Linked DNA regions of Mus musculus: regions 1, 2, 4, 5, 6 and 7 are each linked to region 3. The links are chromatin loops, found by intact Hi-C in ENCODE. Cell type or tissue: left cerebral cortex. All regions are shown on one strand.

Region 1 (4,000 bases), 400 kb after region 3:
CTCTAAGAGGCACCCAGAACTGCCAACAGAGCATCTGAAAGATAGTAGCAGCTAGGCAGTCAACATTCCTTTATTATTGTGGGTGTCCAAGCAGATCCATGAGCAGCAAGAATTAAACCCAAGTTGGGGGTGACTCAATGACAACACCCCTGGTGGATTGGTAATTTACAAAATATGCCTGCTCAAAATGTCAAAGCCCTATCTTAAGGGTTGCGGACCTAAGTACTAAACGCACTAACACACTACTCCATTCTTAAAACATGACCCACAACCACAGGATGCAACAGAAAGTATATCGTGAGCTTTGTGCATGGAGGGATGGATATCAAGGAAACTAAGTAAAATAGCTCTATATTTTACTATTTACAAATCACTCACATCTTGTTTTATTAGACCTTTAATTTATAATTTCACCGGTAAAACAGTTACAATGTGCCTGGCAGGTAAATACAATGAAAGCATAATTCCCTATTTTACAACTAATGATGAGGAAATTACCAGTGAGCAATCTTTCCTAAAGATGAATTTCCCTATAGATCATTAATTTGAGTCTGTGGTATGGACAAAAAACAAAACAAACAAACAAACAAAAAAAACCAAAGCAGTACACAGTGCCCTAAGGTTTCATGTACATTTTTATGTATCCAAGAATTGAAACACTTAAAAATGGAACTAGCTGGGCTTGGTGGTAACACATCTATAATGCCAGCAGATCATGACGTTAAGCCATCTTGGGCTACAGACAAAGTTGTGCCTTCCTACATGTAACTATGTGACGAGGTCAAAGGACAACTTCCGGTGTCATTCTTCAGACTTTTTTAAAGACAGGGTGGGGGTCTGTCTGCCTGTCTCTCCCTCTCCCTCTCCCTCTCCCTCTCCCTCTCCCTCTCCCTCTCCCTCTCCCTCTCCCTCTCCCTCTGGCCTGAAACCTCTCACCAAGGTGACTAGGATGATTGGCGAATAGAGCTCCAAGGATCTACTGTCTCAACCTCCCCACTAAAATCTAAGCTATCTCTCAGGCCGAAAGTCTTGTCTTTGAGTCTTTGAGTAAATAAGTAAATAACCTCTCAAGAGCTACTTGATAACCAAGCACACTGAACCACAATGTGAAATGTGCACTTGTCATTACTGGATAAACGATGCATAGCAGTATTTCCTATCGTCTTAACACACATCTTTATGAACCTCACTATGTTTTCTAATACTATGTGACAGCCTGAGGCTGACGACATCAACTCCTTTGGGGACACCAGCAGCAGTTTCCTGACAGAATCATAAACTAGAGATACATGAGCATTTTTTTCCTTCAAAAAAATTTATTTGTTTATTTATTTATTTATTGTGAGTACACTGTAGCTGTCTTCAGACACACCAGAAGAGGACATCTGATCCCATTACAGATAGATAGCTATGAGCCACCATGTGGTTGCTGGGAATTGAACTCAGGACCTCTGGAAGAGCAGTCAGTTCTCTTAACCACTGAGCCATCTCTCCAGTCCCAAGAGTATCTTATTACAAGAGTAATTTTATACACTAAATTCAGACTATATAGCCAAGTTAATTCATGTTTTAAAGAAATGTAAACCTGTTTAAAATTTTTTTCTGACTCCTTATCAAGTGCTGGGCACACCTGTGAATATAATATATAAATGATTAAAAGGAAATGGTTTGAGTATACTAATTACACTACAATTTAATTGCATACTTCCTAGAGAATTATACCGGGGGCTGAAAAGATGGCTCATTGGGATGCTGACTGCTCTTCCTAGAGGATCCAGGTTCAAATCCTAGCACACACATGGCAGCTCACAACTGTGTGTACTCCCATGTAGATCTGACATCCACACAGACATATATGCAAGCAAAACCCTGATACACATAGAACAAAAGTAAAATTTTAAAAAGCACCAAAATAAATAAAATACAAAACTTAAAATAAAAGCGAATGACACATACCAACAGCATGGAACTTAGCCTGACATATCTGGTTAAACTATTCCTTGATCTCGGCCTCAAAGAATAACCTGTATTTTTTTCCCAAACTCAGGGAGGCATTAAACTGCTGGGCCTATTTTGGTTGGAACTCAAAGTTCTTAAATATGAGTATTAAGATGAAAGAAGGACAATTTAGTTGAAGAAGGAACCATGAAATAGCTATGAAGAACCTGCTACGATAGCAAAAAATATTTTTCTAAAGCATTAAGCATGTGTGTTGAATCTACTAAACACTTGCCCATGATTTCATTTAACTGTCACAACCCTTTAACGTGGGAATAATTATCTTCCAACTGTTGGGAGAGAAAAGGATAGGCCAGCCTGATAATATTACAAAGATTTAAGTGGAAAGAAAAATAGAATTGGAACCCAGCACAGAGCAAATAGAACTTTAAAGCCCTCTAGCCTGCTGCCTCTCCTAGTGAAGACTGTAGGGGGAGCCATTGAAAGCTTTTTGAACTAGAGTGATTGATTCACTGCTCAGAAACACTGCAGTTGCCATGGAGAAGCTACGGAATCTAGAGGTGAATCTAGAAGGGAAAAGGGTCCTGTGGTAAACTAGGTGAGAAGCGACGTCAGCATGCACTGTGTCATTACAGATTAAAAGGGTTCCTTAGAAGGTAAAACTACCAGTTCTTAGTAATTAGAAAAACAGTAAAGGCTCAACTATGAGCACACATGTAATCCCAGCACTGAGAGGCGTAGGCAGGTGATCTTAAGTACCAGGGTGGCCCGGGCTGCATGGTGCAACCTGTCTCAAAGGTTCAGAAGGAAAGAGCTAGTGAGAGAGGAAGCCCAAAACTTTGACTGGGGAACTAGATGACACCAGACTATCAACTACCAAAATAAAGGAACAATGGGTTTCATCAGGAAGTATCTACAGCATGTCAAGTGCAAAAAAACTTCCCCTAAAACCAAGAGCCAAGTCTAAAATCATGTCTAGTGATCAGAAAATATTCTTCAAAATACCAAAAATATAAGACAGATATAAAACTTTTCAGGCTAAGAGTGCAAAAAATTACTTTGTACTATCCTTTTAAAAGTATTGCTACAATAAAATTTTAAAATTAAAATATAAAAAATTAAGTATTACTACATACAGAAATCAATAAAGGGCATTCCATAATTTTACAATGTTTTAGTCTGATATACCTTCCATCTCTTTGTTTCTGCTTGACACTCTCCCTCTAAATTTATATCTTTTATACAAACTTCAATAACACATAGTTGTTTTTTTTTTCTTTCATTTCACTGTCACTCCTTTAACTTGCCAAGAACTTAGTTCATAACCTCCTACTTGACTTCCTATAAAATGACCTACATCAGCTCATTCCAGTAACAGTTCCTAGACCTTAAGCACACTGTTCATCCAAGGGGGCTCTACCTAGGGCAGGGTGCACCTCTACAGATGTGGCAAGTTATTCCATTCCCATTCTGCACAGTTAGGAAGCTGGCAGAGGAAACAACATATCTTGGAAATAATCACAAAGCCAAATGCCAAAAATAACAATTTTTAGTCAATCCATGAGAAAATACTGCCCCTAGCTGAAATAACATGAATCTAGTATTAGGAGGAAGCAAAATGCAAAATAGTGCTTGCTTTCAAGCCAAGTCTTATTTCAAAAACTAAGTAAACCTCAGAATTAAAACAGGTAAGACCTTTAGAACATAACCATTTCCTTCTAACGCTGGACCCATCCATAATACCAACGATTATCTAAGGAATCACAGCTGGCCATAGCAGCTTTTTACTTGTATATTTTACCCACTTAAGAGATCATACAAGTCTGTGAGTATACATCAAGAAGTAACTTTTACCTAAACTTAACTGTTTAAAACTGAGTGCCTAGACGTATGTAATAGAACGATTCCCCACAAACATGTCGGGGTAATAAGTTTAAAGATGAAATAATACTCAGAAAGGTACCCAGCCACCGTTCATTATATTTCCAAATGCCCACTGTCTAAGTTAAGGCACCATTTTTATTTCACTCCTAGCCTTTGG
Region 2 (4,000 bases), 47 kb before region 3:
TCATCTTAAGTGAATTAAAATTATTTCCTTTAGTTAGAATTTTCTACTATTGAAAACCAAAGCCATTCTATAAATGTAATCTATTATCTCTAACCCTATGTTTGTACCTTTCAGAGGAAATGACTCATGGGTAACTTGATTAGTAAGATCATACCTATCTTAACATAATATTTGGGATTTTAACCAGCTCTTCAAGCCACCAAATCCAAGAGTCAGTACGAAGTATATAAAGAAATGTGTCGGCAGTCTTAGAAAAGGAGTATTGCTACCACTGATACTGCCTGACTGAGAAAGCAACTGACAGATCCAAAAAGCATCTATGTCCGGTGGGGAAGGAAGGTTCCAGAGTGACATTCCCAATCTCCAACATACACAATTTCTACCTTACTTATCTTCTGGACAGGGTATCTCACTTCAATTCACATTTCTCTTGAACACACAACTTTTTAAGTGTGAACTTTGCTCTCACAAGCTTAAATTTAGACTCCTATTCCCACATATGTGGCAAGCTTTGGAGAAACCACAGAGCCTGCACAAGGCAGGGCCTGGCTGGTAGAAATGTGTCACTAGGAAGAGCTACAAAAGGTTAGCCACACCTTATCTCTAGTCCTGCTTGCTGCTTCTTGGACCACTGCTATGTTAGATCCACTGCCTAAGTCTCTATCACTACACACTCAACAGTCCACTAGGCCTGTTCCTCCGTAGTAAACTCATGACCTCTGAAAACACAAGCCAAAATGGATAAACCCTTAAGTTGCTTCTGTTAGATATTTGGCAATGGGATTAGCAATGGGAAATAGCCACACCTCTGTGGTAAATATTTTGTGTCATAACTTTACCTCAAATTTGAATAGTCTCACTATCTGCCTCAATGGGTGTCATGTTCAATGGCTTAAATGGCTTAATGCTTAAGTGGTTTAAAGGTATATAAATATTCAAGGCTAAATATTAACTGCAAATCATTTATCTAGCAAATGACTGATTCTAGGTCAAAAGCCACATGCACAATAAGTTTTTAAAAAAGTTAGTTTGATAACCATACAATGGCAGACATCTGTGAGTAGTATATAAATAAGAAGAAAACCTTGCGTATGCCCACAGAAAGAAAATCTTCAAGGTAAAAGTGACATTTGTATTGGTTCTTCAAAGTTCTCCATGAAGACACACACAGGCAAGAACATATGTGGCAAATAGTTACATTAAATACAGTGATAATGGAAATATGAAATGTCTATCATATTATAAAGTATACATAAGAAATTGTGGTTATTTATTTCATCTTGACTAAATAGGCGTTGTTAACATTCAGAGAAAAGACCTGCTTGTAGAAAGATCTAAAGACTATTCTGAATAAAGCAAAAAATAATACATAAAGTCTTCACTGGCAAAGAAGCTCATGTTTGCAGTTTCCTCTGCCAGCACTAGGCTTTCTCCCTGACATACCATGGCTGACCAACTCCCTTCACCCCAGGCTACCCAGCCTCGCCTGTGCTCTCTGCTGGCTCCATGCTCTCCATAGCCCCTGTCACAGTGTGCAGCACTTCCCAGGTTACCAGCCTGGCCTGTGTTCTCTGCTGGCTCCATGCTCTCCACATTCCCTGTCACAGTGTGCAGCACTGTGCCTTTCTCTCCTCACTAACTCCCACACTGAGATGCAGTCATGAAATCACAGGCTTTGTTTTGATCAGTCCTCTCCACACTACCTAGAACAGGATCTGACTCACAGAAATGCTCAAAATTATTTGTTTACTGAATTACTTATTAATTGGCTTTTAAATATAAATGTTTGGAGAAGTCTTTTAAGAAATTACTCAGGGGACTAGAAAGCTAAGTGTATCAACTGACAACTTCTCACCCCTTTATGGTCGAGGGTAAATCTAAACAGGCAGTACAAATTTCATGATTCTGTACTTTGCTCAATTGTTTCATGTTCATCTAAGGCTTAACATGAAGTCTATTCACTCTCAGATATTATTATTTACTTACTGAACAAAATAAACAATACACAATGCAAAAATATCCAACTGCAACTTTAAAATGCTAAGCACAGCCTTCCCAGGGCTCCTTTAGTAGCGAAGGTAACGATAAAGAAACTCTGTGAGGTCAAGGACAGAGACTGTTCTGACCCATACTCCACCTATAATATCACTATAAGATGCATAATAAATGATGTGCTTGAGTTGACACGTCCACAGTTGTCTCTGCTGTGACCTATGAAAGAGATACTTTAAAGGGACAATAAAAGTAAGTTCAGGAAGGAAATAAGATGCACTCTGGAACCCACAAATAATAAAACCCGCTAGCAGGGTGTCAACCAGCAGTGCTCTGGTCTTTTCTGCTCCCCTCTTCTCAAACTCTCCCCACAGCTTCTTGTGGACTGTGGATGGGAGGCAGGGCAAGGACATTAAGCAACAACACTGTGCAGGGCAGGCTCATGCAACAAAGCATGGTTCTCCAATAAGCTAATCTTACTGCCCAGTTTAGAGGAAGAAACCACTATCAACTGAAGGTGGTGCCGTAACAGGAAGTGACTCTGCAGAGACAGCCTGGGCTATCGTCAGTGAAGATCAAAAACACCAAGCCTAGGGTTCTGAGGGGACTACTGGCTCAAGTGAGACACCTGCCCACACCGAGTTCCATCTGCACACTAAGGTGGCTTATGGTTAGGGTGGAAGTGACACAGAAAAGTGTCAAAGGAGAAACTTGTTGAGAACTCAGTTATCTGGTGGAGTACAAATCCTCACTCCAGACAACTTTGTTTTACAATTGTCCACATGTCATTGATGAACATACACACTGTGACATGTAACCACCCAAAGGCTTTACTTTATAAAGCTCACTTTTATTGTTGTACACTTTATGGGTCTGCTTAAGTCACTGAAACACGCAGCCACACTTAAAATATCACAGAGGGTAGTAGGACTGCCTCCCAACCCTGTGTTCTGCCTGTTCATGCCTCACTCCCAACTCCTGGCAAATAGTGATCTTCTTAGTTTTGTCTTCTATCATAGTTTAGATCCTTACTACACAACCTTTAAAGTTAGGCTCCATTTGACTAGAAAACCAGTGACACAGCTCAGTCAATGAGTATGCTACATAAATAAGAACTAAGTACCCTGTTTTAAAAATAAAAGTCTAGGCCCAGCAGAAGGCTGCACCTATGATCCCAACTAGTCAGACAGACACAGGAAGACCCTGGACTTGCTGGACAGCCAACACAGTGGTACATGAAAGCTCCGGGTTCATGACAACCTTGTATCAAAATGTAAGAGTGACTGAAAGACTCTGACATCCACCTCAGGCCTCCACAGCACCCACATTAACTCACGTACATACTTGCACACACACACACACACACACACACACACACACACACACACTCGCAGGAACAAAGAATCATGTTTCTTTATACTGGTTCATTTCCTTTTATGCTAAATAATATCTCATTGTCTGGATGAACCACCTAGTTTATCTGTCCATTCTCTGCTGGTAGACATCTTGGCTGCTAAGCTTTACTATCAAGAACAAAGCTATGTGTAGGTTTTTGTAATTATCCAACTCTTCCAACAAGTGGAATCTCTGGACTTCACAGAAAACTGGTAAGTTTTATAAGAAATGGCCAAACTGCCTCCTAACACCATTTATACCATTGTCCACTGCCAGCAGGGTATGAGTCCCTGGTGTTCCACACTTGGTCAACACTTCCTACCGTCAGCGCTCGTGGTCTTCCAAACTGAGGGTATGACATAGCTCACTGTTTTCACTGGCATTTCACACAAGCATAATGTGGAATGTGTCTTCATATGCTTATCTGAATCTTCTTGATAAGATATGTTGCCTATGTATTTGTCACCCAAGACTGTCTATCTATCATAGCAGTCTAGGCAGTAAATCACAGAGCATAAGCTACAGGGATAAGGATGGACTCACTAGCATATGCTTCCTAGTAGCTAGCACAACGCCCTAGGTTCTGTCCTCCGCATCACAAGAAAACCAGAAA
Region 3 (4,000 bases):
GTGCTAATCTGGGAAGGAAAACAGAGAATGGGGTCGCTGTCAGTTTATGAAACTATTAGACATGTCAACAGTGAGACAGCCACTTTCACAGGGAACCCCGGAGAAAAATTCTCTCACAGTTCTTTCACAAGTTTTCAGATTGCAAAATCCACATAAAATGTAGTTCTCTCATATGCTCATGTCTGCATCTATCCATTAACACTGTCTGGAATGTAACAGGGTTTGCCTGTGGCTCCACTTCCTGAAGTGTGAAGTATCGCCATCCATTTATGTCCCAGGTTTAATAAAACAAATGGAGCCATAAAAGAGAACTACCCACAAAAACTATTAAATGAGAAAGGGCCTTACAGAGGCCATACAATTCAAAGCATTTTTCAACACATTCTACTTTCACAAGTCATTTTTCAATCTACATTTCCCTAAACACCAGCCCTGCTGACTGTATTTTCATAAACTTATTAAAATTCTATTATTCAACTTAGATACTGAGCAGTTGTAAAATCTGAAACTTTAAGTGGAAATGTTTAACGTTTTAAAATTAATATTTGAACATAAGGGGAAAAAAAGAGATCTTTTATAAACAGAAATAATTCCGAGGTCAACATTTCAGCAAATTTATTAAAAAGCACGACAGCACAACTTCACTTTGTGTGATGATCTTTCCCACTAAGAATCACTGCGTCTTTTCAACTGTGCCATAAATAACTACAGAGAAAATTAAAAGGGTTACAGCTTATTAGAAGTCCATCTGCGCTGATTTCTTGATGTTCTCAGTAAAACATACTTGCTTGAAGAGTCAATAAACACCAAAGTTCTAGATCACTTGCCTCTCTGTCAATCACATTTGTTAAGGCATTATGTAATCAAACATTTCTGCCAAAGAGGTGGGGGGACCCACACTACTATACCATTTAGAAGCTAACGTTCCACTCCTAGGGGAGACAATAAGCCCTCAACCTACACTCTAGTGTAGGTTTTAACTAGTTTAACACTGTTCCCTTCCACACTTGCCATATTTTTGTTAGAAAATAACTATTTGAGCATGAAACCACCCAATATATCCCTCCCTACATACTACGTCCCTAAAGATCATTCTATAATCCTTTATCCAAGGCAACCAGTGATGACTTGCCTGGTTCAACTGACCAGGATCTGGTAAGTTTTTTGAGTACCTTGAGTATGCTAATCATTATGCTCTATACCCTCCAACTCTCAAAGTGCCTGACAATGCTTACCGACATCCTTCTTCTGTCTGCAACAGGAAATAGCCTGTCACAGAACTCAGAGGAAAGCTGCTATGATCTAAAGACTCCTGAACACTTTGCTGAGCAGCTGTTAGTAACTCCCAGACGCCTGTTGGGCTACCACTGCAGTTAAATTAACAGTGAATCATCTTATTCCTCTTTAATCCTGCTGTTCTTCCAGAAAACCTAGAGATCTACCTTAAAAATAAACACAGCAGCAAGAAAAATAAGTTACTCTACCTCCAGCACTGTGCCCCAGGAAATCATTTCAGGACCTTTACATCACTGCTTAAACCACACCAGATCAGTTATATAAGACAACGAAGGCTGTAAAAGCATACAATTTTCTACTTAACCTTACCAAACATATTTGCAAGTTTTCAGTAAGTGCTAGAACGTTCTGTGTTTAAAAAAGGTACTGGTGCACTCCATCAGAACTATGCTGCCCAAATCCACGTCACAAATATCCTGCACTTGGTAAATTGTAGGTGTGTTTCTGGTTACCTGCTGCGCTTTCTGCACCCTTTGTCACCCAGTGATGCTCTCAAACAGCATATACTTTCCATCCCTTAAAGCGTCCTCGTACCCCCACAAAAACACACCAGACTTTGACGTTTCTTCATACTAACACAGAACCACTAGTGCCACTAGGTGCTGTGGCTCTCAAAGAATCTCTTCAGCAGCTTCCCCTGGGACAGGGCGCTCAGCCCGGCTCTCGATCGGTAAGAAGCTGCCAGCCGCCTTTGCAAAGGCAACAGGGGCCAACTCCATACCGCATTGCTGCTGCTGCTGCCGCCGCCTACTTTCTTTGGCGGCTTTGGGAAGAGGGGAAATGAGCCCAGTCCCCTACAGACCCCACTGGTCCCTTCGGCAGCACGAAAGAGAAACCACTGCATTGCTCAGCTGGGAAGCTCGCAGGAGCCCACTAAGGGCGAAGAAAGCACAGTAGAGGCGCCAGTCGGTGGACTAGGAAGGCGTCCGAAGTGCGACGACCGGCGCCAAGGCAACCGCTAGGCGCCCTCTCGGGGGATGGGGTCCTGCCGGGAGTCCCGCCAAGCCTGCCCGTCGCCCGCACGGGCCTCACCTGTCAGCAGCGCCTGGCGCTCGCCCGCAGCCGCAGCCGAAGGAGACGCCGCCGCTCCGGCCGATCCCGACGCGCGCCGCCCGCGGAGGTGCCGGGGCACCAGATCGCATCCGTCCGCCACGCCGGCCACCAACAACCCGAAGAGCAGCATTGCTGCCCAGCGCCGCCGGAGAGGGCGGCCCGAGGCCCGGCCCGGTGCCACGGCGGGAGGAGCGCTCACAGGAGCCGCCGGCCACTCGCTCACCGCCAGCTGCCCGGGGCCCGGCCGCCTCGGAAGCGGACTCCCGCCGGGTGCTGACCCGCTCCCTTCACCGGCGGCCCGCGAAGCTCGGCTCGCCGCCGCGTTCATTGGTTCCGGTTATTTAAAAAAAAAAAAAAAAAAAAAAGTGGGGGAGCGCAGTGGTACGGCGTCTTCCGACCCAGCGCGACACCCGCGCAGCTGCCGCGGCGACACCGGGATCCGCTGCTCTGGCGCGGCCAAGCCCCAGCCCAGCGCCCGCGCCGCCGCCGCGGCGCATCCCCCCGCCCCCTCCGGCCCGCGCCCGCCGTAGTACCACGCTCGGCCGGGCCACCTCCCTCCCCTCACACACTCGCTCTCATACCAATCCCCCGCCTCCCTCAGCCCCGCCACGGCGCAGGCGCAACGCCGCGGCACTGCGCGTGCGTGGTCGTGGGCCCCGCCCCTAGGGGCGTTCCCAGACCGATAGGCGGGGCGTGGGACAGCCGCCCAGGCTGTGCTTCAGGAGCCAGAGAAGCTGAGCGGGAGGAAGGAGTGAGTCTCGCCCACGCCGTGATCTGATGATGGGCAGCCTGGAGACCTGGATAAAGCGTATCGACGTCGCAGATCCTCTGAGTGCTTTAACCCCGTGGGTCAAAAAAAACCTTGCAGTGGGAAACAGCGGCCTCCCCTAACTTGGATGTTGGTGGGGGTTACCGGTTGCCAGCTTTGTAGAAGCGGAGGGAAACCCAGCCTAGCTTTGTATTTACTTGACAAACATTTGGCAAAGCGCATACCTTGTGCCAGAGTGCTAGGAATTTCTCTAAGCAATTTACAGTGGCATAGTGTAACTCAATCTCATCGCCATTTTACATGTGACGAAACCCAAGCGCTGAAATGTTAAAATAGCTTAACCAACCCACCGGCCCATAGCTAATAAATGGACATGGCCCGATTTATCAACTACTGAATGGAAATGTTCGAATAATGTGCTCTAGCTTCTTACTATTTTCCATGCTGACACTGAAGGCAGTCACTGCCACTCATCTGCCAAACCACCACTTCTATAGACTGCCAGCTGAACAGGTTGCCCCAACTACAACATAGACTTGACCATTTTGCTTATCTGCAATGAAGCAGTTTTGTGGATGCTCTTGCAATTCTGCTCCAGATCCAATTGATCTAAAAGGGGAAAAGAACCGGAATCTATTTCTTCAAGTAGATGCTACCATTGCAATGGGACTATGTTGTTGTTATTGTTGTTGGCTGTTTTTTTATTTTGTTTCAATTGTGGTAGGAGTCCTCAGGATGTGACCCAGGTAAATGGCACTCAGAGGCAAGCTACATACCTCAGAGACCCATATCAAAGCATTTCTTCAGAAAACCTTTGAAATGTAAAAGGAGGTGTTGAACACACACACATATTTAAGAACTCGAAGCTAGGATTGTTAAGAA
Region 4 (4,000 bases), 110 kb before region 3:
CCACGGTCCCTGAAAAATACAAACCAATGAAAATGCTCATAGCCACCAATGTCCCTTAACTGTCTTCTCCCAAACGTATACACGAGAACTGATGTAAAATATCGGTTTAATGTTTATTCAAGCAACTACATCAACAAATGCCCTTCTCTACAACCAATGGAAAAATTATTACAAATGTATTAAAATGGTAACAGAAGTAAAACTAAAATAAATGAACACCAATGTAGTTTTGCTATAAAAAAAATCTAACACTATTAAAAAGAACTTAAACTGCTATTCAAAATAACCCTTAGATTTAAAGTCTCTATCACACACTTAGAAGAAATGATAAATGTTTATGAACACTCATACTGGATCAGGAGGAAAAACACTGTATAAAGTATCAATGGATAGTCTTGACGTATCACAACCTATCTGACCTTTAAGAAGGTTTAAATGAAGACTACACAGTCTCTCAGCTGAAACCAAAGCTTGCTTCCTGAACACAGGTCCTCAGGAAGCCTGTGTCTTAGGTCTCCCTGTGTCTACTGCCTATCTAAGACCCATGCAGGTGGAACAAAAGAATGGTCCTCTGTTTCTTTTCCTACACTAAAGCAGCCCAAGAACAACCTTCTCAAGCTAGCTCGTCATGCATGCGGCATCCTTCCTGTGCCACAGCACCAGGAAAGGAGCACGCCTTCATTAAATGGGCTCAGACAGCAGCAGGCCTCAGGCTGCACACCAATGCTCTCTTCCCCAGGACTCAGCTCTAGCCAACCCATCCAATCATCATCACAGTGAATGAGTTTATTTCTAGGATCCAGCTGACACTCAATCAATCAAGAGTTTTGACCTTTCCTGTCTGCTCTGACCTTTTGTCTTGCCAATTACATTATGAAGAAACCACAAAGCAAGAAATGAAATAATTCTCCTACTAATCAGAAATTAGAGATTACCTAAAGAGAAACCACACTAATTTGACTGAGGATAAATTTCTCACCAGGAACTTGAAAACACTTTGGAGAGTATACAGAATGAAATTAATCTACACCGTTATCTAGTTAAACTGTTACTTTTCAGTAAAAGTGTCAATAAGGATATTTTCTTCTAATTTGCTTAACAAAATACTAATCAATGCTATATTTTCAAAAAAGAACAAAAAAGGAAAGAAAGTGAAACAGAATGATAAGCAGGTAATTATTTCTAAATAATGAATGCAAATGTAACAAAATGATGGCTATGAGTGACAGCCCACATATCAGAACACAGCAGACAAGACTAACACCAAATGAAGAGTTTCTAAATCACATTATGTTAAGCCCCTAAGTGGTGAGAGTGTGATAGAAGGGGATAGGGAAGACAGAGGGAAGCAGAGTGGGACAACAAACCTTGTAAGAGCCTCAGGATAAAACAGATGAGGGAAGCAGGCTGCACATTTGCATTACATATCCCCAAACTATTGATGAAGTGAGTTTAGGAACAGTGCAGTATTGTTTCGTATTCATCCAGGCTACAGAACTAATCATGCCAAGTGTGAGTGAGGAGACAGAAGCAGGACTCATAAACACTGAGTATGCAAACAAACAAAACCCCTTTGAAGGCAATTTGGCCATGAGATCCTTGCCTAATGATCAAAAATCATTCAAAGGGTCCAGAGAAATTCTTAGAGCTGTGCATAATGTATAACATAACAATTTGTGTTTCTACTATTGTTTTTAAAAGAAAAATATACAAGGAATCTCAGTGGGAAAGGAGAGAGCCCATGTTACTAAGTATATAAACAAGCTTCGGTTGTCTCATGTTAAACAATCACAGTAAATCTAACTTGGATAAGCACAGAAAAGCTCTGAAGCACATTTTGAGCAAAGAAGTTGAAAAATGATATCTATAATTTGATGATACTTATGTAGGTGGTGTAAGTATGCAGCAATGGTATATATTAGATATTACATATGTAGAGGAAGCATGTTCTAATGGGCTTTAGAAAAGCACAACTTTAGAAGAGGGAAAGAGAGATGATATGGTTCATTTCAGAAAAACAAGTAAGACAACCTGTTTACTTTTGTAGTGGATGGGCACAGGCTTCAGTGACCTTAAGAATGTTCAAAGGGCTTTATGAGAAGTTTGGAATACATTACTACTACATTCTACTCTGAAAGGATTTAGCAGATACTTAAAACCTGGGGAAGGAGGAGTAATTCCATCCTCTATTCATCAACTAACAGTTTCTGGGGTTTCTTCATGTAAAACTACAGACAGTCTTATTATGTGTATTAGACTCTCTTCCTTTGCGATTTACCTTCAATAAGTGTGCTTACTGGGCATTGTTTCAAGCATAAGGAACACATAGCCAATAAAGAGATCCTTAAATGAAGCACCTTCATCCTACCATAGTACACTTCAGGCTAACAGCCTTTGTTTTATAAAGTTCAGGACTTACAAAGCAAAATGGAGCACCCTACGTGGCCACTAGGTGGAGGCACAGCTCTCCAATTCTATGAGCGATCAGATTAATTTCTAAAACTTCCTATAACATTTCAAACCAGCTCTTGTACTTTTTCACACTTACAAGTATAAATGTCTATGTATATTACCACAGTTATTTAAAACATATGCCAATTATTCACATTTAGTGTATCTTCTTTTAATGGATCAAAAAAAAGTAAATAAAAATAAAGTTTTGCCATTTCCAAACTCCCAAAAGTGCTTCTAAAAAGGCAAGAAAAAGATTTAACTAAAGAAATTGATCTTCCTCAAGCACAATTATGATTCTCAACAATTACATATTTTAAAGAAAAACTATTTTTAAAAGGCTTAGTTTTCAAATAAATATGCACTTATGATTTCAGTGTTATATAAGAGCACATATATAAGCCAATAAGCAAATAGACAAATTCAAATTGCAAGCCAGCTTGAATACAGACGCAACTCAACCATCACCAGCTCATAGTCCAGACAAGGAGACAAATGAGGTCTCCTGCTTCCAGTGTTCCCCAAACTTACAAGCCAATGCTCTCCCTGGGAGAGTTACTGCCTCCTCACCCCACTATGCCAGTAACAGACTCAAAGCCAGGGAAAAGACAAAAGCGGTCCCACTGACCGGGAGTTATCTGTCAGATTAAGAGCTGGATTTGATCACAACTCTCTTGTATAATCAGAACTGTTCTAACAGTCTCAGGAAAGCTGCAACATTGAACAGAAAAGGCCAAACTGGAAATTCTCAGATAAGATGGCTTGACTGTCATCAAAATCTAATAGTTTGAGATGTCAGTCAACCAAGAACTAAGCTAACAGAGTTAGTTCTCCACTCTTCAGAGCTTCATTCTATTGACATGATAAAAAAAAGAAGTCCTAAGTATTGGAAAAATAGACCAGGCAAGCGGTAATAAGGGTAAAGAATAATTTCTAATATAAAAACCTGTAAACTGAAAACATCTGTAACTGCAGAAAGTCAGGAGTTCAAGCATTCAAATTTTATCTTACCAAGATTGTTCTCTACAAAGTAAAACACAAAAGCAGAGCACGCAACACTACGCAATATTAACACACACAAAAGCAGAGCACGCAACACTACGCAATATTAACACACAAATATTAATAACAAATATTAATACAAAAGCTCCCTTCCGAAGGACTCACATTCTAGAAAAACATTACGCTGGCGTACAAGTACAGTCCTAATACTCAGAAGGCTAAGGCAGGAGGCTAGCCTGAGCTACACAGCAAGGCTCATCTTAAAACAACTAGCACATCTTACGTGCATGCATATATGTTTGATACATACACATATACAGATCACATCTAAGTTTTCATAAACAAGCACAGTTGAATTTTGCTGAAGACAGAAAGACTTAGTTCTCCATGAGTTAAGCAGAACAGGGCAACACTATTAATAAAAGAATGCACTGAAAAGCAAAACAAAAATATTACCAAAAAAAAAAAAAAAAAAAGGAAAGAAAGAAAGAAAAGCCTTGGGAATGGGACAAACCATAAGCTGACAGAAGAGTCAAGCACTGACTAC
Region 5 (4,000 bases), 130 kb after region 3:
TCGTTAAATGGGCTTTAAGGGTTTCTGTGTCAAGGGAGGGAAACTGATGGTAGACTGGTAGACATGACATATAGGCTGGTCCACCAAGGGCCTATAATTTGTGGTAATGGAATATGAAGCTCTTCGTGCACTAAGGCTACTACGAATATAGCACATTGTGAGATTATCAGGGAAGGAAAGAAAGCTAGGTTAAGATGGTGTTTAGGTCATTAGGCAATTAAATTTTATGATCACTCTGTGTGCAGGATGAGATGGAAGGGTGTGTGTAGGGTACGTATATTTGTGTGTGTGTGTGTGTGTGTGTGTGTGTGTGTGTGTGTGTATGCATGTAGAGGCCAGAGAGCAAAGCCAGCTGTCTTCCTAGCTCACCCTCTACCTTGTTCTTTGACAATTTAGCTAGGCTGGCCAGCTAGTGAGCATCTGGGCCCAGTGCTAGGGCTATAGGCACGGTGCTCTGCCTGGCTTCACTGGGGAACCAAAGCCAGGCTCTCAGGTTTGCACCACAGGCACTTTATCCACTGAGCCATTTCCTTAGCCCAATAACCTCCTTAGATAAAAAGAAAAGCAATTTTTATGTATTCATTTCAGAAGCAAAGCAGCCCCTTATTGGGGGGAAGAGCCTGATTCCAACACAAGAAAACTGGGCTGTCCTAGGGCAAGAGGTACACCAAGCAGGCAGGGATAAAATCCTGAAGAAATGTTTATTCTTCATAGAAGCAGCAGAATGGCATCACACAAGCACAGCAGGGCAAAGGGATTTTAGTGTGCGGTATTGACTGCCCAGTGAAGAGAAGGGCTGAGGCTAGCTCAGTCTTCAGGGGAGGACAGCACACTGGAATAGTACAGGGGCATGCTGAGGCAGCTCGCAGTAGAGAGACCACAAGAATAGAATAAAGGGGTAATGTAGCACATCTACCACACCGTAATGTTTAAGTGTAGCCCAACTAGAATTCAAAGACCAACTTACTAAAAGAAAGTTAAGAAAATCTGAAAAGATAAATCTATGGCTATGGGTAGCAAGAAGAAGAAAACAACAGGTTTGGCACAAATGGGACAGAGGAGGCAGGAGATGTCAAGAACCAAAAAGACAATGGAAATGCAATCTCTGTCACTTCAGGAGAGGGTTCTGTGATCTGCCTGGGTGCTGACATTGAAAGGAAAGGCAGTAATTAGGACTGCAGAGAAATTAGAAATAATTTTCAACTTAAAATTGGAAATACCAATATAAAATATTCAAATGTTCTTGGAATGATCATGAAAGTCTTCAATAATTTCTCTTTAGAATTATTTAAATGTTACCTCTGATGTATGACTTCGGCGGTGAAGCACTGTTGTATGCAAAGTGGCCCAGTACAGACGTATCCCGTGAAAAGCAAAGTAACACCTGAACATGACATTGGAAAAATCAACAGTGAGCACTGCAACCCAACAACTGATGCTAATTCAATTAATTTTAATTTAATAAGGAGGTGGCGCTGGAGGAGACCTGCTCAGGTCAGTGCTGGGCTTTGCAATGGGAAGAGCGCCCTCTATTGGCACTCCTTCGTTAAATGTTCTCAGAGGGACTCCATGTGAAGGCTGCCCGTTCTCATACATTTCCCTATTTGCTCCCCAGACTTTGAAGCAGCAAACAAAAAAATGCTAACTATGTGCTAATTATCCTATGTTTTATCTGGAAATGAAAATCACATGTGAGAAACTTAACAGATGAGACTACATTGAGGTACCCATGGGCAATCACACACAAGCACAGAGGGGTCTATGAAACTGAAAGCAGACTTAATTGGTGTGCAGTTCATAGCTGGGCATGCCAAGAATGAGGAGAGGTCTCCATTCTTAATAAGGATGGCATCAGCAAAGGAAAGGTTTTCCCAATACAAGTAGAAGCTGGCTGTCCCAGCCAGCAAAGGCACATGCAACTCTATCAAGAGCTAAAACAGAGAGGGTACAGTCAGGACCAGGGCTTCCCAATAGAAGAAACTGAATTGCTGACACTAGCCTTAAATTTGAGGGCAGGAGTCCAGTCCTAGGAAGATGAAGGGACATTTAGAAGACCCAGGAGTCTATAAAAATACCACAAAAACTGGGGTGGGGTGGGAGGCAGAGGGGATGGGCACAGAATGGGGAGTGGATTAGAACCCATTGTGCCAGGGCACTTGTCCATCTAGACATTTTGCTGGACTTTAAACTGGAGCTCCACAGTTTATTAACTGAATGACAAGGGCCAGTGCCTGCACTTCTAAGTATCTGTGTTCTCATATGCAAGGTGAATGTAATAATGCTTCAATCAAAGTGTATTGTGGGGATTAATTGGTATATGGGAAGTGTTTAGAGTAGCACCTGGGATATCACACGATTAAAATGTTCTCTACAGTTATTACTACATTGCTATTAATTCTCTATATTCCGTTATTCTTGGCTCTTAATATATTTAATTTAGGATTTGTATATTTATAATGCTCAACCGTCATGCTTCTTCAACTTAAAACTTTATATATCTCCATTTCTGGAAAATACTCCAGCACTGGATTTTTGAATAATCCCCACTGTTCTCTATTTACCTTTATAGAACTTTATAATTATGACCTACACTTGTTCAACATGCCGTCCTTTTAAGTTATTCTTATCACTCTGAAATACTCTTTGGAGGACATCCACAGATTTCTAAAAATCAGTTGGCTCCCTTCTTTCGCTCTTACTACACGAAGCACAAACCTCAGGGTGAAGTAGGGGTACATCAAAAGAAAGACACAAACACAAAGCTCTGAAGGGAAGTGACAGACAGCAAGTGTGCTAAGTGATGACATCAACTGGTGCATTAAGTAGCAAGCATGGAGCAAGATAAAGGAGGCCCAGAGAAGGGCCTGGCAGTCTATAAGTTCAAGCTATGAGAATAGCAGCCTCCATATTGCACAAAGTAACTCTCTGGGACAACCCTACTACATTTAGCTCATTAATCTATCAATAGATACTGGTTCCAAACTGTGTTTATAGTTTTTCTAAGAGCTTAGATATAAATAGAAGATAAAGATCTAAACACTGGATCAAGCAAAACAGGATCTTAGTGTGGAAAGGGGGAAGTGAACAAAGCTCCCATTCCTAAGAAATTATCTCCAATCGATAGCCACTTACCAAGAAACATTATCTTTCTCCAGTGGAGTCTCACAGGCTATGTTAATACTACTTAAGGGTAGACCCTCTGCCCAGCAGTATATGTCCAACACAAAACAAACTTAATCATATTTTTGTAGATTTTCTTTGTCTAATGTTGCTTTGTTTGTTCCAGTTTTTGTTTTATTTTGTTATTTTGTTTGTTTTTTTTTGTTTTTGTCCTTCTGCTCTTTAGCTTGTATATCATGGCTTCTGATTTTGTGTTTTTATGGGTTCTGTTTTGAGCATGTGTGCCTAGTGTTTTCACTGCTTAATTTTGTTTTAATTGTCACTTCAGATTTGTTTGGTTTTGGAGAGAAAGGGGGGAGAGAGAGAGAAAGGGAGAGGGAGAGGGAGAGAGAGAGAAGGAGGGAAGGAGACAATGAGAATGAGAGAGTTGGGTGGGTGGGAAGTTGATCTGGAAGGGAAAAAACTTGATCAGAGAATATCCTATGATTTGTCAATTAAAATGAAAACAGATAAAAAAAAAAAAAAAAAAAAGAAAGTGGCTACTGAGAAGTGCCCTCTGACCAAACACTGAAAGAGCCTGAGAAACTTACTGAGAGGCTAACTGGGGAAGAGTACCCTGGGAGCGGGAGGCAACAGTTGGAACTTAGTTGAGAGAGGAGGCTCTGGGGCTGTGGAGATGGAGTATATATGCCTAGCAGTAGGAGCAGTTGCCTTTGCATCAATGGGCATGTTCTTAGCACTTAACAGTAAGGAACATTAATGTAACTAACTTACTATAAGAGAGTAAATGCTGGTATTACACAGATACTGCTATGCTGAGAAATACATTTCCTTTCTAGGATAAAAAAATGGATATTAGGTTGTCAATACTGACAATCAT
Region 6 (4,000 bases), 100 kb before region 3:
TAACTTGGGGGCCTGCTAAGTTGCTGCGTGCACACACTGATAACAAAGCAAGGTAAAAGGTTCAGGAAAGATGGTTCTCTGACCTCTACACACATGCACTGTCATCTGCACTCTAACGCCACAAACACGCACGCACACATACATACAATACGTGTATACACAAAGAATACATACACAATAAAATAAGAAAAAGATAAAGTGCTTCAAACAGATATATTTATAGTATTTGGTTTCTCCCATCAGCCCCAGCAGTATCTTTCAGATTTAGAATTGAAAGGTTGCATCTACATCTCATTTCTCAACGCCCTCTGGGTGACCACTGACCTGGGGAGTGTTGTTCCCTTCACATTATTATCCCTAAAATTCTTCTCATATTGTGGCAGTTCAACAAATTCTATTAACCACTGCAGGGTATCCTCAAGTGTCCAATTGTGAACTGTAACACAGAAAAGAAGGTATAGTTTAAAGCACACTGCTTTCAAAACTAAGATCTGAACACATCTACATATGGGAGATTAAGTTTTCAATTAGATGTAATAAGTGGTAGTAAAATAGCATCTAGCATCCTATGGTAAGCTGAAAATAGTGAGGCCCACCCCTGTTTTCCCAAATGTGTACAATCTAAAACAGAAAAAAAGACATAAAACAATTAGACAGACTGCAGTAAAACTAATTCTAAAATAAGCATTAATACAGAGTTTTTAAAGGATGAAACAACCCATTTCCATGGGTGTAACACCTTACTAGATATAGACTTGATTGGCACTTTACCTAGCCCATTAATGCATCTAATCAGAGAACCACCCCGTGAGAGTCAGGCCACTGTAAGCACTACAGCATACAGCAGAGAACAGATGGGGAACTTGTTTACCCCTGTGAAACCTAGGTGCCCTGGGCAAAGATTCAGGGGGGGGGGCAACTTAGAAATGAAGAAAGATGGGGGAAGGAAACATTTAAATCATGCTAGTCATTAAAAAATGGGAGGGGGTAAATGAGTGTGTGTGTGTGTGTGTGTGTGTGTGTGTGTGTGTGTATGTGTGTGTGTGTGAGAGAGAGAGAGAGAGAGAGAGAGAGAGAGAGAGAGAGAGAGAGAGGATGTGAATGAGAATGAATTAGGTAAGTCCTCTGGCTTGACTACATCAACTAAAGCCTACAATAAAAGCCATAGAATTCTGAAGATCTGATGTAATCTTGCTGAGCTGTGTTTGGTCTGTATTGTATTGTATTTTAGGAAGAGGCAGAAAGTCAGAGAGGGACCACATTAGGAAAGACTGGATCTGAACACAGGCACACAAAGATAGAAGCTTACTCTATAGCACTTTGAGAGCAACAACCACGAGCAAAAGGATAAACAAGAAGAGACCATAAGAATTAAGTTGGAGGCTTTTCTCGGCTTGCTTGTGTAAAGGGTAAGCTGTTCCAACGGAAGGCTTGAGAAATGGAGAGCTGCATGCTGTCTACACTTAATGTGACGACTGGGGAAAACCACAGCAGAGGGCAAACGGGGCTGAAGACAAGGAGGAAGTGGTAGGTGCAGTGCTGCAGATCCATCTGTGCACAAAGGCTCTAGGAAAAGAGCATTCTCATAAATTATAGAAAATGCTAAATGCACATTTGCATGCAATGTTTTCACACTGCCCTTTTCAATGATCTTTAAAGAAAAAACAAGCAAAGTATAATTAACTAATAAAAACCTTTAAAAACTGTATTGCTAAGTGGCAATTTTATACTGAGACAAAGCTCTTATGTTCTCTTTCTGACACATCTCTACCCTCACACCTGTATATGGGCTGAGCCTGCTGGAGCCACAGAGACAAACAAGTGAGGCTACCAGCCAGCAGCCCAGCCCTAGGGGCCTTCCGCTGAACCTAATCCAGTCAAAGTAGCCTTGTTACACGAAGGCTTCTTCCTTCTGCGATGCATTACATGGAGAACTGCCCTGTCTGAATGCCAAGAAACCCACAGCACAGCTGCAGTGCACACACCCACACAAAACTCTCAGCCAGGAAAACAGGATAAGATTCTCTCTGCCTTTGGATTTTTCAATAGCAAAAAAACCAGTCTAAGCAACCCAACACATCAAGTTTCCAAGGAGACCAGATTCAAAGGAAGAAATGCAAAAAAGCGCACGAAACTGTCCAGTCCTAATACTACTCGACCTGAGTGGACAGCTGTGCTGGTCTAAAATAGCTTTGTTTGTAAAACCAATTCTCTTTTGAATGCATCTTTAAAACAATACCATCCTATCATAAGACAGAGTTACTTGAGGGAAAGAATTGGCTTTCCACTTGATGTCTGGGTTCCTTGCAAACAGCTTTTCTTCTCATTACCAGGACATGAGAAGTTTTGTATTAGCTCCCTCTGCTCCAAATACTCTGCTGGTCTTTCAACCCCTACGGTGGCTCCTTTTTATCCGTCCTCAAAGACCTGATATGAAACCGGTTTGAATCCTATCATCTTCTGTATTTTTGTTGAATCTTCCTTTCTTAGCTAAATTCAGTTCTTCATAAGAACTTTTTTCCCCACAGAATTTAATTAATTTCAATCATCTAGAAGAGAAGGAATTCTTTTAACATCTGCTTTTCCACTAAAGGATGTATAAGTTCCTTACTGAGCACTCATGCACAGTTTGCTGGGTGCCACTTAACTACTGAAGTAGATGAGACTTAAAGAGTGAGTACTGTTCAACCTAGGCTTGTTTGCATAGGAGATCCCCAGTGACAAAGAGCGACCTGAAGCCGCCCCATCCCTCTGCCTACCTGTCACTGACTTTGGAATTGCTTACCAAGTATTTTTGCTCAAAACTGTGCCAATTGCTATAGGCTGACATTTCGGTGATTTTCAGCACACTTGGGAATGGAAAGAGACCGTTGCCAAGAGGTGTACCTGAGTCACAGAGCCACCGTAGCTCTTTAACTCAGGCTAAGTTTTTGAATAAACAGAGTAATAAACTGAGCTACTTTAAAATTCTGTCTTTCTGATTCCGTTATAACAAAAAAGGGCTGTTGTCTAAAGCACTGTAAACTGAACAACCAGCCCGGAACATTTCATTACAGAATGCTGACAGGGAAGATCGAATTCTAAAAATGGCTAGGACACCAATAAAAACTGTTGCTAACATTAACTATGTACTACATACCAGATTTATGAATGTTATTTCATGTGGACACTGTAGCAGCTCTGAAAGCAGTACATTTATTCCCATGCTGAGCCTACAATTTTCTCAAGGTAGAACTCTTAATTAGGTATAAACAAATTAGTAAATGGCCACAGTAGGTTTCAGAGCAAGCTGTTTTTAGAATGGCAGACACTGCACGATCTGCAGCTTCTTAAAGATGCCCTGTGTCCTTGTGGACCCTAACACTCTTCAGCTGAGACTGGCTTTCCCTCTCTTTTCCATTTGCCTGCCTTGTCCTTACTCTCTCTGACTCAAACTAAGAACTCCTTCCTCTAAACATTCTCCCAATGCCCAGTTCAATATTGCATTGGTCTCCTTTGTATTCGTCATCATCTATACATGGATCAACCGTGAGACAAACCAATATACATGTGATGTGACTGTCCTCACAACCTGCCCTCTGATGATGAACACTAAGAGAAGAGGAACTTAATTTTTATTAAAGTGGTTTGCATTTATTTTGTGTGTGTGTACGTATTTATGTGTATAGATATGTGCAAATAAATGTGCACATGTATGTTGTAAGTGTGGAGGTAAAAGGACAATTTTCAAGAGTCAGTTATCTCCTTCTACCTGCAGGTTTCAAAAGTCAAACTCAGAGTTGGCAGCAATCCCCTTCCCCTGTTGAGGCATCTCATCTGCCCAGGACTTATTATTGTCATCCAGCTAATTAAGGAGGTTTTTTTTTCTAAATACACACTTACACATCCATTTCGACATGTACCCTTTAGCTACTGAGAAATGTAGCTGCTATCTCTAGATTCTATAAAGAGACACCTGGCCAAGAGATCATACATTTGATTACACATGTCTATCAACTGA
Region 7 (4,000 bases), 53 kb after region 3:
AATGTATGGCGGGTGGGTGAAGGCTATTCCCAGCAGAGAGAACAGCATGGCAGAGGGCCAGAAACTTGACGAGCAGACAGTGTTCCAAGAACTGCCTATAATTGAGTGTGGCTGGTGGATAGAAAGAAGGCAAATCAGAGGGTTCTGGGGAAGGGGAGGGGGAACGGACTGTGAACAGAGGCCTTGAGCATCAAGGGTTTTAATGGCCCTTGCAAAGGAATTCAGTCAGTTTAAGATTCCTGTGGGGCCTGTTTGGAAGGGGCTGTCATTCAGGCCGGAGGCTTCTTGGTTTGAGTTCTCACACAGCACAGTCTGAGACAGAGTGTCCTAGGCAGGTGGTTTCATTAGGAAGTGATCCTGGGACAAGCTGTCAGAGCCGTGCCTGCTATGGTTTGGGTGTGCACCTTCCTTATGCAAAGGTATATAACATCCCTGGGAGGTGCTGTGGGCCTTTAAGAAGCAGTGCCTCGTGGGAGGTCCTTAAGTCGTTGAAGGTGTGGGCTGTGAAACCTCATTCTTTTCTTCTTTTTCTGGCTCACTGACATGCTGTCATGATCTCCTGCTATCTATGTCTGGAAACTTCAGTAGAGGCTCAAAATAATTGGGTTGCCCAAGCATCGATTTGAGCCTCAAAAACTCAGGGCTAAACATGCTTTCATTTCTTCATTAGTATGTGTTAGGTATTTGTTGTGTCACTACAGACATGGCTAGTGGAGTGGGGGGTAGCGGTAGGTCAGGAAGTGATTCAGGATCAGGAGGGCTGGCAACTCAAGATATACCAGCAAGTAGCTTGTTGCTGTGAGGAGCTCAAGTCAGACCTCTGGAGAACTGTAGAAGTGCTTTGGACTCATCCTCGCCAGAATCAAAATGGCCCAGGAATCACTCACCAGGTCCCCTCCACTTTCCATTGAAAGCTGTTCTTTTGGGCCTGCCCTGTGTGACACACTCAGGAGAAAACCCCCTCAGACCATCATAGATGCTTGAAGAAGCCTTGGCTGGTGATAGGGATGTGGGCAGGACCTGAGCGTCTGCTACATATCTGGTTCTGCAGACAGGAGCTCATGGAGGGTTTAGGATCTTCACTATTGTAATGAGTCAGGGAAGGAAAGACGTGGTTACACTTCAGGGGATGACGGAAGAGAATGTGATGAAGGGAAGATTCACGGAGGTGTGGGTAGGCTGGCAGAGCCACAAGGAACAGGGGGTGCCCCTTACGTTAACACCAGTGGGAGGCCAGTCAGCTGCTGCTGCTATGCTGCCCCATCGGAAGAGGCGGTGCCCCACCTTCTCCCTACTCAGGTGGGGCAACTCTGCGGCTGGTCCTGTTTTCCAGAGCTCTGAGCCCGGCTGCTCCTCTACGCAAATTCATGCCCATCTGTATGCCTTGTGATGTTACCCTCCTTTCTCCTAACCCACCTCCCCACTCCCCTGCACCATCCTTCCCAGCATCACCTCCCAGTTAACCTACTTGGTGCACAAAGGTGAGCACTGCACTGGAGTCAAGAGAAAGAGGTTGCTCAATAAGGGTGTCACTTAGATAGAAAACTGCAGCGCTGCCAAGTTACAGCTTGGGTGGCAGGAAGCTGAAGGCAAAAAAACACTCTGTGCCTTTTCTTGTCCAGTTCCTCAGCCTTGGGTACTAAGAGCCAGAGGACAAGGAAGCCCCAGGACATGCTTGGTCCAAGAGAAGCATCTCCTGGGGCACTGAGGAGGGAGAGACGGGGAAGACAGTTGGCAATGCCCTTCTTTCACACTAGAGTGTGTCTTTGTAACCTCCCCATCTCCAGACATGTGCCAGAAAACACAACTTCATGAATGCACCAAGTTACTCAACAGCACCTTCTGTCTGTGGGTTTTTAATCACTCAGTCTTCACTGGCCTCAACATAGCTGGATCATACGGGCAGAGAAGGTGTTGATAGCCATTCTCTACTGAGCCAGGGCCTGAACCTTATCTGCCTTCGCAATCAAAGTCAAGTGTTCACTTCAGAACATCATGTGTTCCCAACAGACAGAAAGGGATTGCTACTGGGCAATGAGTGAGTCATTCAGGTCACCCTAATATCTTTATAATAGTTCAGATTATAAATTATTATCAATTTATGAATTATAAATTATTTGCAGCCAGAAATCAAATGCTTGATTTCCACAGATCATGCTTAGCCTTAAATTTCTTAATTTGACAATGACCAGAGTTAATGTGAGACTCTAAATGGGACCTAAGGTGAGAACATCTTACCTCATTAGCCAGAAGTTCACACCAGTCTCTACGGGGAGAAGGAGGCTGACGCAAATCAAATTGTTGAGTCCCAACTGCACATATGCTAGCATTTCACAGCCAGACAGATCAGGGTTATCTTGTGAAAGCTTACACAGCTTGATAGGGTGGACCCAGGAATGGCATATATGTCACAGTGACTCATGTCACCATCTTTTGTTTCAATATAGGTTTCTGATAGAGCACTGCCCAGAAAGTCACACTATGTATGTCAAGAAACACAACAGAAGTGATAAGCATCCTTAGAGGGATCATTTCAGAGCCTTCACAGTGTGAGGATGCTTCTTGCAGTGCTATGACATCTGCCCTACTGTCACCAGCGGGCTCTTGGGTGATGGCACCTGGCATCAGCAGCTGGCTTGTGAGCCCTTGTTCACTGCACAACCTTGGGGAAGTTGATCAAGCCCCTATAACTCAGTTTCCCCATCACCAAATTGGAGTGAATGGTCACTCTCAGGGTATAATAAGCACGGAATGAAATCAATGGTGCCAGGAATGGAGTAGAAGTTCGGTAAAAACCAAATGTGACCATTTGTTTTGGTCTGCATCACCCCTGTCCACCTGATAGTTTTGTTGAAAAATGCCCTCAACCCATAGCTTGCCACACCAAATACAGGGTTCACCAGGGGAGGTCAAGCAGTATGGGAAGAGAACAGAGGCGAGAAGGAGATGGGGCAGGGAGGGGTGCTGCAGCAGCTGGGTGCTTTTTGTGCCTTGAATGAATGGCACTACATGTGGATAGGACCAAATGAACTGGCCAGACAAGTGGCATGTTGAGGGTGCAGAGTCTTGACAAAAGCATAATTTCCTCTGTGGTTTCTCTAAGCTATTTTTGCCTTTGCCAAATGACCCCCTTGGGAAGAAGAGCTCTCTTTCTGTCTCTCTGTCTCTCCCTCACTCCCAGCTTCTCTCCAAAGTTTGAGAGGGGAAGTAAGTTTCCCAGGAGAGGGTGGGGCAGGAGATGGGGCACATTGTGAGCCCAGCAGCAGAGAGTCAGGCACTTGGAATCTTCCAGACAATAGATGGCATGATATGAGTTTGGTTATGAAAGAATGTCCTTTCTCCTGGGCAGAGGACACCGTCTTGGTGGCAGGTGATGGCTCTTGGGTCATGTTGAGCTCGAGTTGGTCTGTGGCAAGGTGGTTGCTTTCTAAGTTCTAAGGTGATGGTGGGGAGACCTCTGAGTCCCAATTCCCTCCTGAGAGAGCCCTGTCTTGAACAACCCCAAAAATAAAGATGTTCACACTGTCCTGGGGGTTCAGAATGCTTGGAAAGGTATCTGATCACTTCCTTATTTATTCTCCCTCACTAACTCAGAAACTCATTCTTTCAAAAGTTCTAAACAAGTGAAATATAAATTCAAATGGTTCCGAGAGTTGGTCTCTCTCTCTGCAGGCTGCTCCCAGGACAGCTCTCCCACAGCTCTCCCTAGCTTCTGGCTTTACAGAGACCATCTCTGTGACTCCTTGGCTCAAAGCTGCACAATTCAGTCTCCGCCTCTTTCATCCCAGGTCTCTTTTCTTTGTGACTGTGTCTGTACTGTGTCTCATATGGTCTTCTAGAAGACCTGATTTGATTCCACATGGCCTCATCTTAGTTGTATCTGCAGAAGCTCCTCCCAAGGACACACGTCGAGTCTATGAGGACATGCGTCTGGTGGGAGCAGTGCTACTGAATTCAGTACAGGTGACTTCTTTATGCGAGGCTGCCTTACACAAAGATG

Evidence for each region. Hi-C counts contacts between places; a loop is a spot of excess contacts. Peaks named below come from ENCODE experiments on the same cell type or tissue, not always from the same donor. Only the 100,000 strongest peaks of a DNase experiment are listed, where the experiment ranks them.
Region 1: a loop joins it to region 3, with 4 times the contacts of the local background. A loop is called at or near these places in 3 of 42 quality-filtered maps.
Region 2: it touches region 3 in a loop (2.0-fold over the local background); 8 of 42 quality-filtered maps call a loop at or near these places.
Region 4: it touches region 3 in a loop (3-fold over the local background); 20 of 42 quality-filtered maps call a loop at or near these places.
Region 5: it touches region 3 in a loop (5-fold over the local background); 15 of 42 quality-filtered maps call a loop at or near these places.
Region 6: a loop joins it to region 3, with 5 times the contacts of the local background. A loop is called at or near these places in 23 of 42 quality-filtered maps.
Region 7: a loop joins it to region 3, with 2.6 times the contacts of the local background. A loop is called at or near these places in 14 of 42 quality-filtered maps.

Annotation. Positions count from the first base shown.
Region 1 is chr5:53,592,976-53,596,975 of GRCm38, reverse strand. The region is part of intron 1 of Rbpj (recombination signal binding protein for immunoglobulin kappa J region); the gene reads right to left. Among named protein-coding and RNA genes, the nearest start is that of Rbpj, 4.5 kb to the right of the region's middle. In left cerebral cortex, CTCF peaks have their summits at 2,419 (motif pointing right) and 3,541; a DNase peak (open chromatin) is centred at 2,464.
Region 2 is chr5:54,044,240-54,048,239 of GRCm38, reverse strand. All of the region lies in intron 1 of Stim2 (stromal interaction molecule 2), which reads right to left. Among named protein-coding and RNA genes, the nearest start is that of Stim2, 48 kb to the right of the region's middle. In left cerebral cortex, no CTCF peak of the experiment used is centred here; a DNase peak (open chromatin) is centred at 1,591; H3K27ac peaks cover 329 bases.
Region 3 is chr5:53,997,363-54,001,362 of GRCm38, reverse strand. Stim2 (stromal interaction molecule 2) reads right to left here and starts at 2,840. Exons shown (of 12, transcript NM_001081103.2): 1 at 2,329-2,840. The coding sequence starts at 2,479. In left cerebral cortex, CTCF peaks have their summits at 1,916 and 2,927; DNase peaks (open chromatin) are centred at 915, 1,411, 2,178 and 3,004; H3K4me3 peaks cover 2,917 bases; H3K27ac peaks cover 2,364 bases.
Region 4 is chr5:54,111,928-54,115,927 of GRCm38, reverse strand. It overlaps Stim2 (stromal interaction molecule 2), which reads right to left. Exons shown (of 12, transcript NM_001081103.2): 11 at 1-9. Among named protein-coding and RNA genes, the nearest start is that of Stim2, 120 kb to the right of the region's middle. In left cerebral cortex, a CTCF peak has its summit at 2,443 (motif pointing right); a DNase peak (open chromatin) is centred at 2,445.
Region 5 is chr5:53,869,637-53,873,636 of GRCm38, reverse strand. Tbc1d19 (TBC1 domain family, member 19) reads right to left here. Exons shown (of 21, transcript NM_144517.4): 14 at 1,300-1,384. Among named protein-coding and RNA genes, the nearest start is that of Gm40305, 56 kb to the left of the region's middle. In left cerebral cortex, a CTCF peak has its summit at 1,538 (motif pointing left); a DNase peak (open chromatin) is centred at 1,532.
Region 6 is chr5:54,099,011-54,103,010 of GRCm38, reverse strand. It overlaps Stim2 (stromal interaction molecule 2), which reads right to left. Exons shown (of 12, transcript NM_001081103.2): 4 at 325-436. Among named protein-coding and RNA genes, the nearest start is that of Stim2, 100 kb to the right of the region's middle. In left cerebral cortex, no CTCF peak of the experiment used is centred here; DNase peaks (open chromatin) are centred at 1,458 and 1,961; H3K27ac peaks cover 1,312 bases.
Region 7 is chr5:53,944,074-53,948,073 of GRCm38, reverse strand. The region is part of intron 2 of Gm40305 (a long non-coding RNA gene); the gene reads right to left. Among named protein-coding and RNA genes, the nearest start is that of Gm40305, 18 kb to the right of the region's middle. In left cerebral cortex, no CTCF peak of the experiment used is centred here; DNase peaks (open chromatin) are centred at 41, 489, 1,146 and 1,524; H3K27ac peaks cover 422 bases.